3 separate regions of the Mus musculus genome follow, and regions 1 and 3 are each linked to region 2. A link is a loop called in an ENCODE intact Hi-C map of the cell type or tissue named here. Cell type or tissue: heart. All regions are shown on one strand. Links, peaks and the distances in the headings refer to the core of each region. The heading gives the core; the rest is flanking DNA.

Region 1 (6,205 bases), core at 770-5,769, 56 kb before region 2:
ATCATTTGATTCCCAAACAGAACACAGTGATACACAGTTAGAACAAGGGATCGGAGAAAGCGAAGATGACCACAGGTCTTTTCCACATCCTGAATTTGAGGACTGAAGGAACAACTTGGGGGGCATCTTTGAATGTATTTTGAAAGGTGAGCAAAAATCATTTCTAATCTATCATACAATCAAGCGGGTGAACCTGTTCTGTGTATATGTGTGCTATGGTTAATGCATAGCTAACATTCATTGCAACAGTGGGGTTTTACATATACAATGTACCAGTCCTGACTGTACAGTAGAAGGACCAATGTTCCCTAAGGAGCTCTGTCCCCGCACAGTTATAGTATGAAATATAAGCGTGGACGTACAACCCAGATTGAGAGAAGAAAAGAATTTACATAGAAGATGCAGCCCTGAGTCCCTGTGGTCCACAAGGAGATGCCCCCACAGAAAGGACATATGATAACGTATTCTTTAGGCTTATAACCTGTTCACATCAAGAGGTGACTAGTTTCTCAGTCAGAGGGTTGTTATCCATCTTTCTGTTCTGGGGACACTTGGCCTAAGTAGGTTTGGAGGCTGCTGGGAGCATGGGATTTAGGGAATAACAGGAGGCTGGACAGGCCACCCAGCTCACTTGGTGACTGCAGCCAGATAACAGGGAACCTTTTTAAAATGTTCTGGCTGTGCTGGCCAGCACAAGAAGACCAGCTTCCCTGCAGTTAACTTCCTCTCCAGTGAAGGATTCCTGTTTGCTCTGTCTCTCTGGAACTCACTTGGAAATGAAACTGAATTTGCGTTACAAACTAAGCACAAATAGGGACTGCATTTCAGGAAGGGGGAGCCACATTGGCATTTATATCAGCGCTTCCTACGAGCCTTCACGTTGTTACCAGACCCAAAAAGTCCCATGGATACTCACAGCTTCCCTGTGTCGGTCTGTGAATGGGGCCCCAGAGGCCCAGAGTGGGACTGTGGCACAGGCCAGCACCTCTGTAGAGGGCACTGTGCAGTGAAGACTCTGGGATAGGATTACACACACCTTGCCCATCGGTCAGAGAGAAGCTTGAAGCTTGAAGCTATTGTCACACCTGAAGTTTCCACTTCAGAGATGTAGGAACCCAGGATATTCTAGTTTCCATGAAAAGGAATTTTCCCCTAGCAGACAATAACACCTCTGAAGATGACTATATCTCTTTCTTTGTTTTGACTCCTAGCAAGTTCTGCGGCAAAAGAATTACTATGTTTTTCTAACTCTGGTTCCCAACCTTCCTAATGCTGCGACCCTTTAATACAGTGTTCCTCAGATTGTGGTGACCCCCCAACCATAAAATATTTTTTGTTGCTACTTTGTAACTGCAATCTTGCTGCTGTTATGTTTCATCATAATGTAAATATCTGTGAATCATAATGTAAATATCTGATAGTTTTAGGCGACTTCACATAATGGACATGTGACCCTCGACGGGGCCGTGACCCACAGGTTGAGAACTGTTGTTCTAACTGCTCAGTCATTTTGTTTCCTTGACCCCATTTTGCACTTGTTATAATTCCCTATCAGCGGTCCTCATGTTCACATTTAAATTTATATTTAATTATATATATATATCCTTTGTATTGTTTATAGCCCAAGACATGAGCTATAATAGTAAAGTGATAAGATTTTCAAAGTGTGTGGGTACTTTAGACAAAAACATTCTCCATGAATGGAACAGGTGGGAGATAGGCATGGTTTCTCTCCCTACAAGGTCCTCTTGTCCTGGACAGCCAGAACACGGTGCTGGCCCTCTGTCCTTCCCATAGTGGACTATTGAACATTTGGTTCCATCCTCACCCCTTTTGAACCCATTGCTTGACCTGGTTGAATGTTGTTGTTGTTGTTGTTTGAAATCCTGATACAAGCTACAGTCACCTGAAGAGGGAACCCTGGTTCAGAAACTGTGTCTCTCATATTGCCTGTACAATGGCCCCTGGAGCATTTTCTGGACTAATAATTCATGTGAGAGGACCCAGCCCACTGAGAGTGATGGCCTTGTAGGTGCTCCTGGGGTCATATTAAAAAGTAGCCTGACACAAAAGATCAGCCCAGCATGGCTCAAGCCCAACAGACGGCCCAGCCTCCTGACTTTCCCTAGGGTAAGCCATAGGGAGCAACCCAGTGAGGCGGTTCGTCCAGGGTCTGTGTCTCAGTTCCTGCCTCTGGGTTCCTGCCTCGGTTTCTGCCCTGACTTCCCTCAGAGATGGACTATGATGTAGAAGTGTACGCCAAGTAAACCCTTTGTTGCCCACATTGCTTTCGGATATGATGTTTGTCATAGCAATAGAAATCCTAACTTAGACATTGCTCGATGTGTAAAATCATTTTGAACATGGTAAATTCTGGGTCAGGCATTGAGTAATCACCCACCTTCTCTTGCTTAGAGGCTAATCCTGGTGGAGCATGCTCGAACGTGTCTATTCTGTGACCACCCCCGACCCCACCCCCACCCCCTACCCCACCCCACCCCACCCCCACCTAAGTAATCTGCCCAAACTACTAGAAAAACCTTTGTATATCTCCAACTTGGTCATTGCAATATGGCTTCAATACTTCACACAGAAGATAGAGACCGAGGGGGTAAACACCTAGAGATCGCCATTCCCAGGGTTGCTTACGTGAACATCTGCAAGCTCAGGGCAGGAAGCTTGTCATAGAGACAGCCTGGAGCTGGAAGGAAGGAGCATCCCTAACTCAAAGTCCTTTAGCCAGCGTCCAGGGTGCAGAGACTGGCATCTGGTGCACTTGGCTTTAGGCAGCCTAGACTCATTCAGGGTGATGGCTCTGCTTTGAAGAACCTGTGCTCAGGAAACCTGACTGTGGTTGCTTCTGCTACCTGCCAGCCTTTGGCTACTTTGGCCCTGCAGAGATATCAAAAGCATCAGAGGTGAAAGCCAGCAGGAGGGATAAGCAAATCACTGATAATCTGTAGTGGGAGCTTGGAAAACATGAGCCCTACAGACGTCACTTGACAGATAATTAGGCAGAAAAATGAACCCAGGAGGGCCTTGGACTGCTTTGGGCATGAAAAGAATGTCTCTCTTCAGTTCCACAGGGTGTGGTGAGATAGGAGGAGAGGAGAGACTGTCAGATGGTTCCTGCAAGTCTGGCCAGCTTGGTGAGCACTCTCCTGGCTGCTGGTTTGTTCTGCATGTGTGCACTTCATCTTTGCCGGGTCATAGCACCTTCACCAGGTTCCCCAGGGGTGAGGGGTTGTGTCTCTAATTTTCCCTCCTCATTCAAACGGCCACCTCAGAGACCCTGACACCACAGATTAGTCCAGCATTGTTTCAGCCCAACGGATGGCCCAGCCTCCCCACTTTCTTAAAATAACAAGAGAACATTTGCTCTCTGGAAGTCCAAGGCTGCATCCAAATTTAAAAAAGAAGAAAAAAATGGGGGAGAGGAAAGCGTTCAACAAAACTCTTGGAAGTGGGCTCCTGCAGCAACGCACAGAGGAAAACAGGAAAGCCAGCGCATATCAAAAATAGATGACTTCCTGCGTGGAGTTCCTCTCTGACCTTGTTGACTGGGGGCTGCCCATGTTGGCTGGCCTGACACTTTCAGTCTTCATGAGCGTTCACCCTGCCCAGCAGTTCTCAGGCTTAGAAATCCAGCTCTGGGTTTCAAAGTGTTTGCTTCTTGTTATTACCCCCCCAACCCCCCCTGGTCCATGAAGACTGTCAGAGAACAATTCCATGTCCCTTGCTTCATTCTTGTGTGCCAAGAAGATGCCTGTGCATTGGAGATGCTCCAGGAAACCCCAGAGTTGTGTAATGTCTATGCCCAAGGCAGTGCATCTTAGATGACAGAGGTGTCCCCCACCAACACAGTAAGAGAAGACAGAGGAAGTCAAGCCTTCCTCGCTGTGCTGAGAGAGCGCATTCACCCATGAGTGCTCCCCTAAGGAACAGCTCCCGCATGACAGCTGCTGCTGATGCTATGCTTTGGGTCCCCCGGTGAATGAATCTTCTAGTTTGGAGAAATAGACAATAAACAAAATCCCCAATCAGGAAATCAGTTGCATAGGTTGGTAAGATAGGGGGACAGGAAGGGGGAAACGAGAACTCAGTAAGAGGCTTTAGGAAGCAATTAGTATTAAATAACATTAGAGTGGGTCTAGGCAAGGAGGTGGCATTTGAACAAAGACTTCATGGAAAGGAAATAGCTAGGTAGGCATCTTGGAAAAGAGTGTGGTCAGGGAGACACACCCGCCTGCTCAAAGGCCAGGGGCAGAACCCTTATGATCAGTGAACAATAACTTTGGCATACTTCTCCTTCACCATTAGGAAAGCCTCAGACATGTTAATAGTCGCTGTCTGTGGGTAGCAGAAGGAACAGCTCTGAGCAGCAGGAGCAAAGATGAAAAGGTGAGAATTGGTCCAGTGTTGGAATTGGTGTGATCGGAGGTGAAAGGAGAGGCTAACGGATCAGAATAAAAACAAGCACTTTCCAGGATTCTGTCCCTTCCTGCCCCCCCAGGAAAGAATAAAACCTGGAATTCAAAGGGCATGCCCAAAGACAAATCACCAGGCAACAGAGAAGCCCATACATCCTGGCGACCTGCCCCCCTTGCTTCGGTCGGTGACTCCCGAAGCACTCATGGAATTTTGGCCGAGGATCACAGAACCTTCCAGCCGAATTCTTCCTTCTCGGCTGTGCTTGATCCCTAATGCCCTTCTCCATCACCTTGGCTGGGGAGTTTTCTTAATAACTTTCTGTTCAGAGCCACTTTTGAAGTGGATCCTAGCCAAGGTGAAGACTGACACCCCCCAAAGACTTCTGTGTTCTCCTATCATCAAGGCAGAAGGACTGGCATCTCCCCAAGCTTCCAAGTGAACCCCGTTGCCAAGAACCTGTAGGAAGCACTGCTAAAATCCCTCAGAAAGTGCCCTTGTTCTTGGGAAAGTGTCACTATGCCTCCTCGCTAGCCTCTGCCTCTGTCTCTAGGTCCTCTTCTTTGCTACTGCATACTGTGTGGCCTTTCCTCTAAGGCTTTGGTTTGTCCCATGGTTGGGCGTGTGTTCCTTCTGCCTCTCTCTTCACTTGGCCCATGACAACTCACCTTTCAAATTTCTTCACACCCTACATTAGTCACTTTTCTCATTGCTGTGACCTGAAAGGAGAAACCATTTGTTTTGGCTCACAGTTTCAGAGTCTCAGTCAATCATGGCAAGGAAGGCATGGAGAGTCCACAGCGCTTGGAAGCATGTGTGGGGGCTTCTCCATCTTAATGGACCAGGAGCAGAGACGTAGGTAACCTTTGAAGGCTTTCCCCTAGTGACCTGCTCCCAGGAGCCAAGCGTTGTGTCCCAAAGGTTTCATATCTTACCATAATAGCACCAATAGCCAGAGACTAAGTATTTAGACATGTGAACTTGTGAGGGACATTTCCCATTGTACTATGACACTGGTCTCCGACCTGGAGTGACCCCTATAATTCCAGAATTTACTTGGTACACACTAAGTGCTCAATAAAACCCAGCGCCTTACAAATCCATTTGATGAATAACTGAACAGAAAAAAGAAGCTAAAATTAGTAGGAAAAGAATTATCAAGAGCAAGGAGCAAAATCCCCACTAGGAAGAAAAGATTCTCACAGGATAGATAACACTGCCACTTGAGTTTTTATTTAGGACACTCTGACCTTGGTAGTGACCTGGATTCAAAAAGGAGTGTGGCTGCCTATATTAGCCTGACCTGACAATGGGGCAGTCAGAACAGCAAGGTGCAGCCAGAAGAGCCAAGAGCATAAGAAAACACAGCTTGCCTGAAGAAACCAAACTCCAAGAAGGGGGTCTCTCAGCTTCTCACTTTGTCTCCATCCACTGCAGAAGATCCAGGCCAAATCACAGAAGTCTGGTCCAAGACAGAACAGTGCAAACACTGAGAGATGGGGACAGGTCAGAGGTTGCTAGAACAAGGGCCCCAGCTCAGCCCTTCACAATATTAATAATACCAGGCGCTTTCCCCAGCTGCTGCCCAGTCCACTTTTATTAGTCCCACTGTGGTTTCCTGACTCGTTTCCATTCAGGAAGCTTGCAATAATGGTTAGCAGAGGGGCACATTGAAAAAATAAAAGTTCTCCCTCTTTTAACTTTTCCATCTCCTTTAATTCCACAGCCCATCCTTCCTCCTTCCCCAGCCTTCCCTGGAGCTCTGCCACAGCTATGA
Region 2 (6,205 bases), core at 352-5,351:
AGTTGTATCGGAAAAGTGTCCAGTTTTCCTAAAGATTTTCTAAGTTTGCCAACATTTTATCGCCCAAGGATGCATCTCTGACTCAGAGGCAGAGAGGAAGAAGCTAAGGGAGACAGGAGAGCTCGGTTAAGTTACCTACTTCTAAGCATAAGGTTATGGCTTTCATTTTCTTCTCTCTTTTCACTGCAGAGGACAAGAGTGTTCATTGAGGAGGAGGCCTGACTAGGGACCAGAAGCTCAAACCTCCCCACAGCTCTCTCCTCTCCTGTGATGTTGTGGAATAGAAAGCGAGCTGCCAGGGGAGTGCAGGCACTAAGGGGGCGGTGGGCAGAGAAACAGAAGGTGAGCAGACAGAGGACACAAGGAGGAGGATGGAGTGAAGGGCATGAAGGAGAGAGAGCAGAAGCCTTGGGGGGCACAGGCAAAGCCGTGCTTCAACATACCAAATGCCTCCACTTAAAAATTTGAACCTAGGACCAAGCAAGAAGCACTCTAAAAAGCTACTGCCATGTCTTCAATGCAGGGGCAAGAGAGGAGAGGAAAACCAGCTAGCAGACATGTGGAAGACAGAGAGGTCGCAGAGGCCAAACCCTACCTGTAATCATTCTGCATAGGGTGAGGAAGGCATTCCTCAGAAAGTGTGGAGTTTTGCTTGCATCCAAATTCCTGACATCAGAAACGACGCCAGAAGCCACTTTCGAGAGGCCAAGCCATTTTTTTTTCTCTGAAAGGGAAGAAAACTCTGTTTTTCTCTGGGGTCTTCCCACCCTGACTAACCTAGGTTCTCTTTCCATTCATTTAGTGGAAGAGGCTGGATAAAATGGAGGGCGAGGAGCTCCCTGCAGGGCCTGGTTAATGGGTCCCAGCAATATCCCTGGCTGTTAGGAACACACACAAACACACACACACATACATACACACACACACACACACACATACATACACACACATACACACACATACATACACACACACAGACACACACACAGACACACACACAGACAGACACACACATACATACACACAGATACACAGATACACACATACATACACACACATACATACACACACATACATACACACACACACATACACACACACACACATATACACACATACATACACACAGACACACATACATACATACATACACACACACACACATACACACACATACACACACACAGCTACTTTTTAAATCATAACATTGGGGAGAATGCCTTAGCAAGATGGTAGGGTTGAAGAGTAATGAAATCTGGATATTTCTCCGACTACAGGGAGAAGAGTCACACATCATAAATAGAACTGCCATGTTGACAGTCTGCTTGCCAAAAAAAATAAAAAATTAGACCTTGCTTTACTTTGTGTATGAAAAGAAACCTCTGGTGGATGAAAATCTAATAAAAAACCCTAAATTTTGGTATTACTTTAGATTTGAGGAGAAGTACTTCATAAAAAAAGCAAATAAAACCCTGAAAGCTATTTTTTTAAAAAAAAAAGATAGCCATATTTGATTAGATAAACATTTCAAACTCTTATATTTAAGAAAACATGTCAGTGAAGTCCAGACACGGTAGTGCATGCCTGCAATCTGCACTGTGGAGATGGAGAGAATAGAACCGGAGCTCTGTGCTATCCTTAGCTACATAGGCAGATAGGGGCCAGCCTGGGCTGAAGACCGTCTTTCCCAAACACAAGAAAATCATGGTCAGCATTGCTAGAGGTGGAGACCCAGGCTAGCACCAGGGATTTGCTTTGCTCTTTGTATTCAGACAAAAGCAGTCCCTCAAAATGTCGATAACGGATCTTACACTCTGACCTTAGCTAGACAGTGAAGTGTTCCTGCATCTGCTCCAGGATCTCACACCAGAGATCTGAGGTTCACTGGGAGGCCACACAACTACACATCCCACGGGCTCGGGATGTGACAAGGACGTGTTTCTGTATGAATTATGATTGTAACGAAGACGAGGCATGGAGCTGTTGTGATAAGATGATAACACTGGGTCTCTTTACTCAGAATACGTTTATTGGTTTATAAAGCATATAAACATTTGATGAAATCATTCCTCCTAAGAACAGAGAACAAGGACACGTAGAACACACTCACATTATACCTGACTCCTCCTCCTCCTCCTCCGTTTGAGATGAGAGAGACGGTAGGGTATATAGCTGCATATTCCATGAAAGGATTCCTTCGAGTTTCTCAAAGTCTTTAACAAAACAACAGCGGCTGCTGAAAGCCTTGTAATCTCTCTAGTGGTACATAATACTGATACAAAAGGTGGGTAGTACAAAGTTCATTATATATAATATAACGTTTTAATATATTACATTTGTTCTACATAACAGACTATAAATAGATGTGCCATAGCATGTTTAACAGTCATTGCTCCCAGCTCTTCACACTATGGTACCAAATGAAAAGAACAGTTTCTTTCTTTCTTTTTTTTTTTAACATAAGCACACAGGCAGAAACCAGTAGACATAGTTTTATAGGTTAAAATTCTAAAGGATACAGTAGATGTTATCATAACCTCGGCTAAAAAGTAATTTCGAAATCTGGCTAGTGATTATCTGGAGAGCAAACCAACCAATTAAGATTTTTCTGCCATCAGGAAGCCACAAAGCTAAAATACTGAGGACTTGGGGGCCTGACAGGAGTGGAGATAGAGGAAGAACACCAGCCTGAGCCTTTACCGCCACTTGACAGAGAACCCTCAGACACTGCCACCAGGGCAGCCACGTGGGTCTCCACCCAGCAGAAACCCTGAGTTTCTGTTCTGTTCTCACAATTCTTCGGCCCCGTCAGGAGCCTCTGCCGACGTTCCTCTCTTTTGGTGTTCTGAATTAAGGCACAGCCTGAGAGATGAGGAAGGAGCAAGCTGCATCATTTCCTTCCTGGGGCCAGGCCAGGAGACACGTAAGAGTCCGGAAGGAACTCTCATTAGGAGTAGGAAACGCCACAGGGAACTCGCCTGTAACCCGACTGTGAAGAGCACGCAAACCTTCCAAAACCAAACCCTGCCGGCCGCCTTTGCGTTTCCTGACAGGCCACAAGCCCACCTCCACCAGAGCCAGCACAATGCATCTGCAGGCTCCAACCGCTCTCCGAGCGAGCTTGCGCCTTCCTTCCTCCCAGTCCACATCCCACACTTAACACTTGGCTCATAGCCCGCATCCTCCACAAAGCCTCCAAGGTAGACAGACTCGGCCCTGGGACATCTCACCCATCCTCAACACACAAAGCATTGCCCATTCGATCCAGTTTCACAGAGGTGCCGTTGCCACTTCTTGGAGGACAGAGCCACTGTTTGAAAGTCTTTTGCTTTAACTGGTAGTGAGACCACAGCAGGGCACATTATATAGGACTTTTAAATGAATGGAAAAGAGAGTAGAGTCAACACATTCTTGGGTCATGGGCATCTTCTCTGGAAATGCCCTGAGGACAAGCTCCTTGCAGTCTGAGGTCCCTCCTCCAAAAATGAAAATCAAATGTGGCTACTTCCGGGTGGTGGAAAGAACAACACTTGAAAATCTAAGCAGCACCTCTCTCGTGATTTCCAGGAGTTGGGGGCGGAGCCGGGACAGGACCACTTCCATTTAAACAGGAGGTGAGCGCAGTGTGGTCCCTGAGTCAGCGTGAACTGCAGCATCCACCATCTTTAAAAGTCCTGCCTCGTCGCTGGAGTACACGGTGGTGTCTGTGTCATCTGAGTGATACCCAGACTGGTAGCCACTGGTCTGGTTGGAGCCTTCCGAGGCCACAGACTCCCTGCTTTTACTGGGCATCATTCCACTGTAGAAGAAACAGCAAGCGAATGAATTAAAAAGGGAAGCCGGCTCATTTGCTTTACACAGTCACCAAAGCCCGAGCTCAAGGAAGTAGAATCCCCTCCAGAGACACTAGCCCCTCTCTCTCATTCCCTAATCAGCCTCAGACAAGGTCTACTCTCAGGTACTGGCATGAGCTAGTAGTCGCAGATAAGTCCTCTTATTCGGGTCCAAGTCTTTCAAGCTTGAGACGAGATAAAAGGCCGTTCTGCTGAGGTATGCAGAGCCCCCAACCAATGGAAGAGTTTTACAGCCTTGACGATTGACAAGTTTGTCTACAGTGATAGAAGTCACAGGGTCTCTTTCATGATATTAAACGATATCGGGATGGTCTAAAAGTTCATTTGTGTTTTTCCTGTTCGGTCACCTAGGGAGCTAAGTGGTCTATAAAAGATGTTAATAAATTTGTAGAGGGGGAGAAAAAAAAAAAAAGCTAGTGTACAGTCAGGCCAGACATGTCAAAAACTGTTTTTTACTCATCCAAACCAAATTCTTTGGACAAATTGGGGGTTCAGTCACTCAGCAGCAACTGGAGAATGTTTCCAATGACATAGTAGTCATGTCAAAGCTAACAAACGTGGGCTGTGTGGACCGAAAAGCTCGGGCTTTGCCCTCGAAGGGGTCTTATTCTTATTATTCATGATAAAAGCCACAGAGAGAGTTTGTTTACTCTGTGTTCAAATACGGTTTCATGTAAGTTCAAAGAACCACAAGTATGTTTCCCCTCCCAGCCCCGCTCTTCACTTCCCACACCAAACCAGTTTGTGTCTCAAACAGAGGCATGATCCTGGCCACCTAATAGCTCTGAGTCACTATTGTTTGAGTCAATGAAAGAAGCATGTGGTTGGTGCCCATGCCTTCTTGCTGGGCCTTAAAGAAAACGGCCAAGTTTACTGTGGCTACTGTTGTTGTATAGACATCACTCAAAAGTCCATAGGGAACCCCACCTCGTACAGCAGCTCTCTGGTGTGTAGATCAAATCTTGGGTTTTCCCTACCTAGAATGAGCCTGCCAGCAAACAAATAACTACTCTTATCCCACTCTTCTTAGAAACATAAAGATTTTTTTAATATTTAAATCAGGTACATTTATTCAAAGCCTATATATACCTGTTGAGTCATAAGGAAGAATGACTCGAATAAATTTAATAGTTTTCCCCCAACTGAAAAGGCAGTGACTCAAAGAATCATATTTAAATATATGAAATAAGTGAATATGTATGTATTTATATATCATCTTTCTTAATTACAGATAAAGCCATCTAAGTACAGGTTTGACAGTCCATCAGAGTCTGCAAAGTCTTCACTCTTCAGGATCATGGTACCTGCTGACATCTTTGCAGTTTGGCCAGGGCCATAGAAGCCACAGGTCACTCTGCTGGCCCGTATCAGTCCCATAGCCTTCACAAATGTAGTCATTAGAAATTGGCCAAATACTCTAACTTGCTTCAGGGTTTTCTTCAGACTCACCAATTTCATGGCTTAGTTTATTTTACCTCTTTATCAAATTGCTAATTTGGAATATTAATGTCATCAACCTCCAAAGGCACCAGAAAAGAAACCACATCTACACTGAATGTCTTTATTATGCCCTTCCAAAAATACGTATTGAAATATTCTTCCTTAGTAGGCTGAGTCTTACCCAAAAGATGGAGATAATTTGTTCCTGTCTTCCAGAGTTTTCAGCTCTTCTGATGCAAGGACCATCCCACTGTCTGTCTGGCTGTCCTTTTTAGGAGACAGTGAAATGACACAGTGAGTGTGCACGTGACCAGCTACTTTAAACTCCTTTCTCAATCCATCTAGCTGACAATAGGACTCAATGTCATGCCAAAGAGGGAAAGGGTATGGCAGCCAGCGACTGTGCAAGCCACAAAGGAAGCAAATGCTTCGAGGAAGTAGACTTGGGCTAAGGAGAGAGGAAAGGTCAGGATGTTGGGGTCTCCTCTCTGCACGGCGACAACATTTGCACTTGAGTGAAGTTGGACACACAGTTAAGACTATCCCAAACCTTGGTCCAGGTGCCTTTCATACGGCAAAACTAAAGATCGACCTCCCCCAGGGCACATATGCTCAAGGACAGCCTTAATAAGGTTCCAAAACTCAAGAGCTTAGGCTAATATTTATCTAGCTAGTATTTCACCCCAAGTATTATCTTTATGACTATTTTTAAAAGATGTACTTACATCTGGGATCACTTTTACTTCTGGTTCCTCCAATGGGATATCTTCAAATGTTTTTACACTCACTGGCCGGCTCTTTCGCTTACTGTTCTGGAGATAATGACTGCAAGAGAACAAATATTTATTTGTATTTGGGTGGTGGTATATTTGGCTGTGGATGCCTCAAGTGATACCTAAGCTCATTATCTT
Region 3 (6,205 bases), core at 329-5,328, 93 kb after region 2:
CTTGTTTATGTAACTTAATAAGCAAAGACTCAGAGCCTTTCTTTAAAAGACTTAAACTAGGGAGCTTTTAATGAGGAATCAAACTCATTCTCTTATCTTTCTGACTAGTTAATAGCTGCCTGTTATCTGCTTTGTCTGCAGCCGAAATGACAATCTCCTTTCTGCTTAGAGTTTTACAGTCTGATTACGCCCTGCGTTTCCTGTGCCAGCCGTCAAAAGCAAACACACACACACACACACACACACACACACACACACACACCAAATAGAGCTCTTCCAACCTTCATAGAAGATAGGATACATCACAGAACCAAGAAATAAGCGTTATAGAGTTAAGATAGGTAAATCATGGTGCCAGTTTAATAAAGGAGCCCATTAAGAGAAAACACAGAGGTTTCAGACCGTTGCTATTCTTTGGAGAAGGCAAACTATGGGCTAAAAGTTTTTAAGAGTTGTATTCAAGTTGTGTAAGCAAGTCTTCCCTAAATCAGCTGCCTAAAGAGAAGGCTGTGTCATCTTCACCTGGAATCCACCAGAAATGGACTCAAGAACAGAATCTTTGGGGCAAGCTTCAGCAGTAGCAACAATGGAACCTAGAGAAAGCATGAAAAGTTCGTTTGTGGCAGATACTTCCTATATAGCTAAGACCGGCCTCAACTGTGAGATCACCAGGCCTCAGACTCCAAAATGCTGGGGACTACAACCTTACACCACCACGCCCACCTCTCAGTACCTTTACTATAAAAGGTAAAGCCACATTTATTAAGCCATCTTTTTGGTTTTGTTTTTATTTTTTTTAAGCCAGGAAAAAGCTATGGAAGAAATCAGCTGATCTTCTCTGCCAGGGTGTGTGAAGAGAATTCTCTTTTACAGATCAGCTGAACAATGAAACCTACTGAGGAAATGTTAAAAAAAAAATGTAGAATTTTAGCAAAGGCCCCCAACCCTGAGGATTGGCACTGATATTGAACTACTATAAAATAAACTGCTTGATTATCCTCTAGGGTCTGAGGAATGTATCTACGCGAAGGGAAATTAATTTAAGAAGCAGCCTGCCAAGTGGGCTCGGGGAAGGTGTTTTCTCTTCAGGAAGCTTTAGCTGGAGCCCTGAAGCAGGAAGGCAGGATTCAGAAAGAAACCAGCAGATCCCAGAGACTCAATGGGCTTCGTGCAGCAGACACACCATAGCTTCCTTCTCCATGTGGGGAAGAGTAGTTGAGGGGCCGTGGGGGCACGGAATGAATGCCATTGGACCATCCTTATCGCCATTATCTGGAAATTCCCAAGCACCGTTCACTTAGGGGACATTTGAGACTTAGACATTCTCCAGGCCGTGGGTTTCTTGACATCTTTTAAATTTCTGTTCCATTTTGATATGTGGGAAAGCCATACTACAGGGTCTCAGCTGGACTTCAGGATGTTCTTCCATGTGGAGATATAACAGAGAAAACCATCTGGTGTAGGAAGTGCCCGTCTAGTTTAAAGCCTTTATGATTCTATGAAAGATATATACTGTTATTATTAATTGGTATAAATATCTCCTGTACATGGATAGCTCTCATCAGCATTTATACCTACTATATTATTATACTTTATTCTTCCTGAGCATCACACCTGCTTTCTCTCCTTCTCAACACCCTTCCCCCAAGCCCTTTATAAAGCCCATTCTCTTAGGACCTAATCTAAGAATTCATCCAGGTCTGACATATATACCTCTGGGTGATTTACTAAAGCAAATTGTAAGAAACTTGCTAAGCTCCTAGAAAATTAATCAAGAAAATATTCAGGCTCATGAGGGGGAGGGAGGAGATAATGAGATTGCTAACCTACAGGTAAAAAGTAAACACCGTGCTCTTTAACACCTCAACAAGTGGCTGAGGTCCCCTGAGCCAGTTGAACCATTGCCCTGAGACCACAGCACACTAATGGAGACTCCAGGTCCACCACCAGCTCACACCATGTTTCTAGGCAAATTAGGTAAAAAAAAAAAAAAAAACAAAAAACAAAAAACAAAAACTCTTTCCTTGAGGAACTTCCATTTTTCACCTACTAACAACAACAACAAAAAATCATTATAATATAGTAGTAACGTTTAAAGGAAACCTATTTCTCTGGGGCAGGAGAGATGGGAGATGGTTCAGCAGCTAAGAGCACACATTTCTCTTGAAAAGGATCTCAGTTCAAATCCCAGCACCCATATTAGGCGACTTACAACTGCCTGTGACTCTAGTTCCAAAGGACCCAATGCCACCTTCTGGACTCTGTGGGTACCTGCACTCACATTCCCACACACGGATACACACATGTGCACATAATTCATATTAAATAAATAAGTAATACAATCTTTTAAAAGATATTTAACCTTCTGCTCAGGCTAACATTCCATGTAAGTATATATGAATAGGTTATGTCTGTGATGGAAATTATGCTCTGTGGACAGCCCTTTGTTCGGTCCATAACTTCCCCAGTGGTACTCACACCCGGATCATCTCTTGGATTTGTGGCTCTCAACACAAATTCAGAGAAGCTCTGACTTCCGTGCATGGCATCTAGATCAGCTCCAGGCACATGGTATGTTTTCCATAGTCGTTGAATGAATGAATGAATGAATGAATGAATGAACTAACCAATGGAATACTTCCTTAGCCTAAGAATCTACTGCAAATTCCTGACCTCATGTACAACAGGCTTTATGTTAGACATTTGTACACATTCCCTTGACCACTCAATTCTACCATAGTTACTCTTTGCCAAGTCATTTTTGAAGTCCTTCAACTGGTAACTTGCAAACCTGACAGGTCTGTCCTGCCCCAGGGGCTGCTATATCCATTATGAACACAGGACTTCCTGTATGGCCAGTCCAAGGGAGAAAAGGCACAAAAGGCCCATAATCAAATTCCCTTTTTTGCCTGCAGAGACAAAGTTATTCTCTGTATTCAGCCTAGACATGTAAAGAGATCTGTATTGACAGAGAAAACCAGGGATTTTTGTTGTTGTTGATGATGGTTGGTGTGTTTTTGTGTTTGCTTTTTTGTTTTGTCTTGTCACCTGTGAAGGTAACCCCAAGACTTACAACATCGTCTGAAGTGTCCCAGCCACTAGATGGCACCGAAGCTCAAATGTCACAGCACTGTAGAACACTTCAGCCATGTCTTAAAGAAGATAATAATACCAACAATAGCCAAGGCATCACTAAGCACTTGCTAAGTTCCAGGAGCTCTTCCAACATCAGTATGCACACCATTCTCTTGAATCGTTACAGCCCCTCGAGGTAGGTCCTGTAACACATCTATCTACTTTACAAAGAAGCTGAGCCTGACTGGCAAGTGTCTTAGCCAGGATCACACAGGTGCAAAGAGGCAGAGCAGAGACTGCTAACCCAAGTCAGCAGGGTGTGAGGGATGTTGGACTCCCCAGCCCAACATCCCTCACACCCTGCTGTTTCCTCCTCCAGAAACACTGACCTCTGACCTCGGTGTGCACATGAGCCGTGGCCACCACGGATTATTTTTGAAACCCCACAGTATGGAAAAATCCTCTCTCTGAGGGGAACAAATGAAACTCTCTTCAGGCCACTAGAGCACATTAGGCGCAAGCCAAGATTTATCTGTTCTCATATTTACTCAAGGGCGCAGCCTCCAAAGAACTCACCCTGGTGGTAAAGACCTGGATTACCGCCTATCCAATTTGGCTGCAGTATCATGTGGTGGAGGGTGCCCCAGGAAAAGCAGGAGACCTGGTTCTCCTTATTCATCCCAGGATGTAGACTATTTCTTGGCTTCTTGAGGGCCTGGGACTATATTTGCTAAAAAAAATAAAGACCAGTGGGATAAGGATATACTGCCAAAAATAGATACATTAAATAGAGAATAATGTGTGCTTTCCTCTTTCCAAGATGTGTGTGTGTATCTGTGTGTGTGTGTGTGTGTGTGTGTGTGTGTGTGTGTGTGTGTGTGTGTGTATCTGTGCGTGTGTATCAGGTGTTCACCTGCTGTTGTCGCTCAATGATGCGGTATTTTATGCTCTTCCCGGCTTTAAAACTAAGTAACTGCTTTGATCTTCCTGGTTCTTTTCTTTTATAACCAAAGCCTCTTTCCAAAGAACCATTTTTAAAACCCACATCTCACCAGAGCTGCTCTTCCTGGAAGCAACCATTCGCCCCATTATCAGTTCCTAACATAGTGTGAGGTCTTTCTCCACTCACATTCAACTGGCATCTTCTGCCTCAACAACTCCCGCTCAGCCCCCTCCTTCACCCTGAATAGACAGAGCAGATTCCAACCTCTAACTACCTTCATCTTTCTGTCTGCATATCTCTCTGCACCTGTTGGGACTCCACTGTCACCATCAGAACCTCTGGCCTTTCTAGGCTTCCTGACATCCTTTAGAAAATGATTCCCCCAGAATCTCACAGCAGAGAGATGAGAACATCACCTAAATCAGACTTCTCAGTCCTTCTCATCTTAAACTTTGCAGCCTGAAAGACATCTGACCCTATAGTGTTGGGATTGACTCTTCCCTGAATTCCTTAGTCTGAAGAATAATTACTGCCAGCCCCTAACACAACCTGGGCACACAACTCAGGCAGAGAAAGGAAATACTGGGATAAAGTGTGGAGCAGAGACTGAAGGAAAGGCCATCCAGAGACTGCCCCACCTGGGGATCCAGCCCAAACCCAAACACTATTGTGGATGCCAAAAAGTGCTTGCTGGCAGGTGCCCGATATGCTGTCTCCTGAGAGGCTCTGCCAGAGCCTGACAAATACAGAGGCAGATACTCACAGCCAATCACTGGACTGAGCACAGGGACCCCAATGGAGGAGTTAGAGAAAGGACTGAAGGAGCTGAAGGGGTTTGCAACCCCATGGGAAGAACAATAATATCAACTAACCAGTACCCCTGAGAGCTCCCAGGAACTAAACCACCAACCAAAGAGTATACATGGAGGGGCCCATGGCTACAGCCACAGCAGAGGGTGGCCTTGTCTGGCATCAATGGGAGGAGAAGCCCTTGGTCCTGGGACTCGATGCCCCAGTGTAGGAGAATGCCAGGGCAGGGAGGCAGGAGTGGGTGGCTGGGTGAGGGGAGCACCCTATAGAAGCAGGGGGATGGGATAGGGGACTTGTGGAGGGGAAAACTGAAAAGGGGATATTGAAATGTAAATATATAAAATACTCAATAAAAATTAAAAAAGAAAGAAAGATAGCAAGCAAAGGGCCCTATCATAAGAAGACCAAGGGCTATCGGGGCTTGAGAGTCCATGAAGATCCAGAGATTCCCAGCTTTGCCCTGCTTTTTACCTCTCTGCTGAAAAGTTGGGCCTCTGACAGCTGTCACTGTGGAATCCCAAACTAGCCTGTGACAAACAATGGGAAGTGTGACAGTTCCCCTGCTTAGGGTTTTGTGTGTGTGTGTGTTTTTCTTTCACAGGAAAAGCTTGACTGTGGCTGAATCTATGTTTAGACTGTTGTCTTTTGTGTTTGGTTTAGTAAACTGCATTTCAAGGCCCCCAGGATGTAAGCTATACTCATTACCTGCTCAATTTCCCCTCCAATAAGATTTTCACATCAGAATGATAAAGGACGAAGCCAAGCCCTGTGGAGTGTTCCTCAGTTCATGGAAACCGGAAGGGAGCCCAGCCATCTTCCTGATTGAAGAGCCTATCCACATAAAATAAAGCCAAACACGGGTTTCTTATCTGCCATGAAAATACGGTACTTTCCTTTTCTGTAAATTTGAGAACAATTTGAATCAAGGGAGAGGGGAAGGATCAAAGAAAGAGAAAGGAGGCTGACAGCTGGGGGGCCCTGTTTACCTACTCTGCCCTCCTCTCCCTGCAAGGAGTGAGCTAGTTGCAGCCTCAGCAGTAGTCAGAATTGTGAGGAAAGTGTTAGCCATTCTGAGTACTTGGTTAGGGCCTCCTGGTAAGAGTGAAATGAACAGCTCCCAATAAAGGCTAACAGAGAGAGCATCATGCACTGGTATAAATCATGACAGGAAGCCATTTCTCAGCAAGGGGTGCTCAGGAGTGCCTTCCCTCCACAGCCCAGCTACCCAGTGTTGTAAGAAGAACTCATCTCTAACATAAGTATCTGTACACAAAGGCACAGTCTGGACAGATGGAACACTTTTCTCAGGCCCTCTCACTGGCTAAATCCCAGGCTACTAACCCTATCCCCACCCCATGCCATCTCCACCCCACCCCC

Evidence for each region. Peaks named below come from ENCODE experiments on the same cell type or tissue, not always from the same donor. Only the 100,000 strongest peaks of a DNase experiment are listed, where the experiment ranks them.
Region 1: it touches region 2 in a loop (5-fold over the local background); 6 of 42 quality-filtered maps call a loop at or near these places.
Region 3: it touches region 2 in a loop (2.4-fold over the local background); 2 of 42 quality-filtered maps call a loop at or near these places.

Annotation. Positions count from the first base shown.
Region 1 is chr5:75,873,912-75,880,116 of GRCm38, forward strand. No RefSeq gene overlaps it. Among named protein-coding and RNA genes, the nearest start is that of Gm32727, 100 kb to the right of the region's middle. In heart, for the core only: no CTCF peak of the experiment used is centred there; DNase peaks (open chromatin) are centred at 3,180, 3,520 and 4,700; H3K27ac peaks cover 1,707 bases.
Region 2 is chr5:75,930,820-75,937,024 of GRCm38, forward strand. It overlaps Kdr (kinase insert domain protein receptor), which reads right to left. Exons shown (of 30, transcript NM_010612.3): 28 at 6,020-6,119; 29 at 5,476-5,561; 30 at 2,008-3,799. The coding sequence ends at 3,604. Among named protein-coding and RNA genes, the nearest start is that of Gm32727, 43 kb to the right of the region's middle. In heart, for the core only: no CTCF peak of the experiment used is centred there; DNase peaks (open chromatin) are centred at 2,942 and 3,582; H3K27ac peaks cover 1,533 bases.
Region 3 is chr5:76,023,364-76,029,568 of GRCm38, forward strand. No RefSeq gene overlaps it. Among named protein-coding and RNA genes, the nearest start is that of Gm32780, 17 kb to the right of the region's middle. In heart, for the core only: CTCF peaks have their summits at 2,261 (motif pointing left) and 3,093 (motif pointing right); no DNase peak of the experiment used is centred there; H3K27ac peaks cover 632 bases.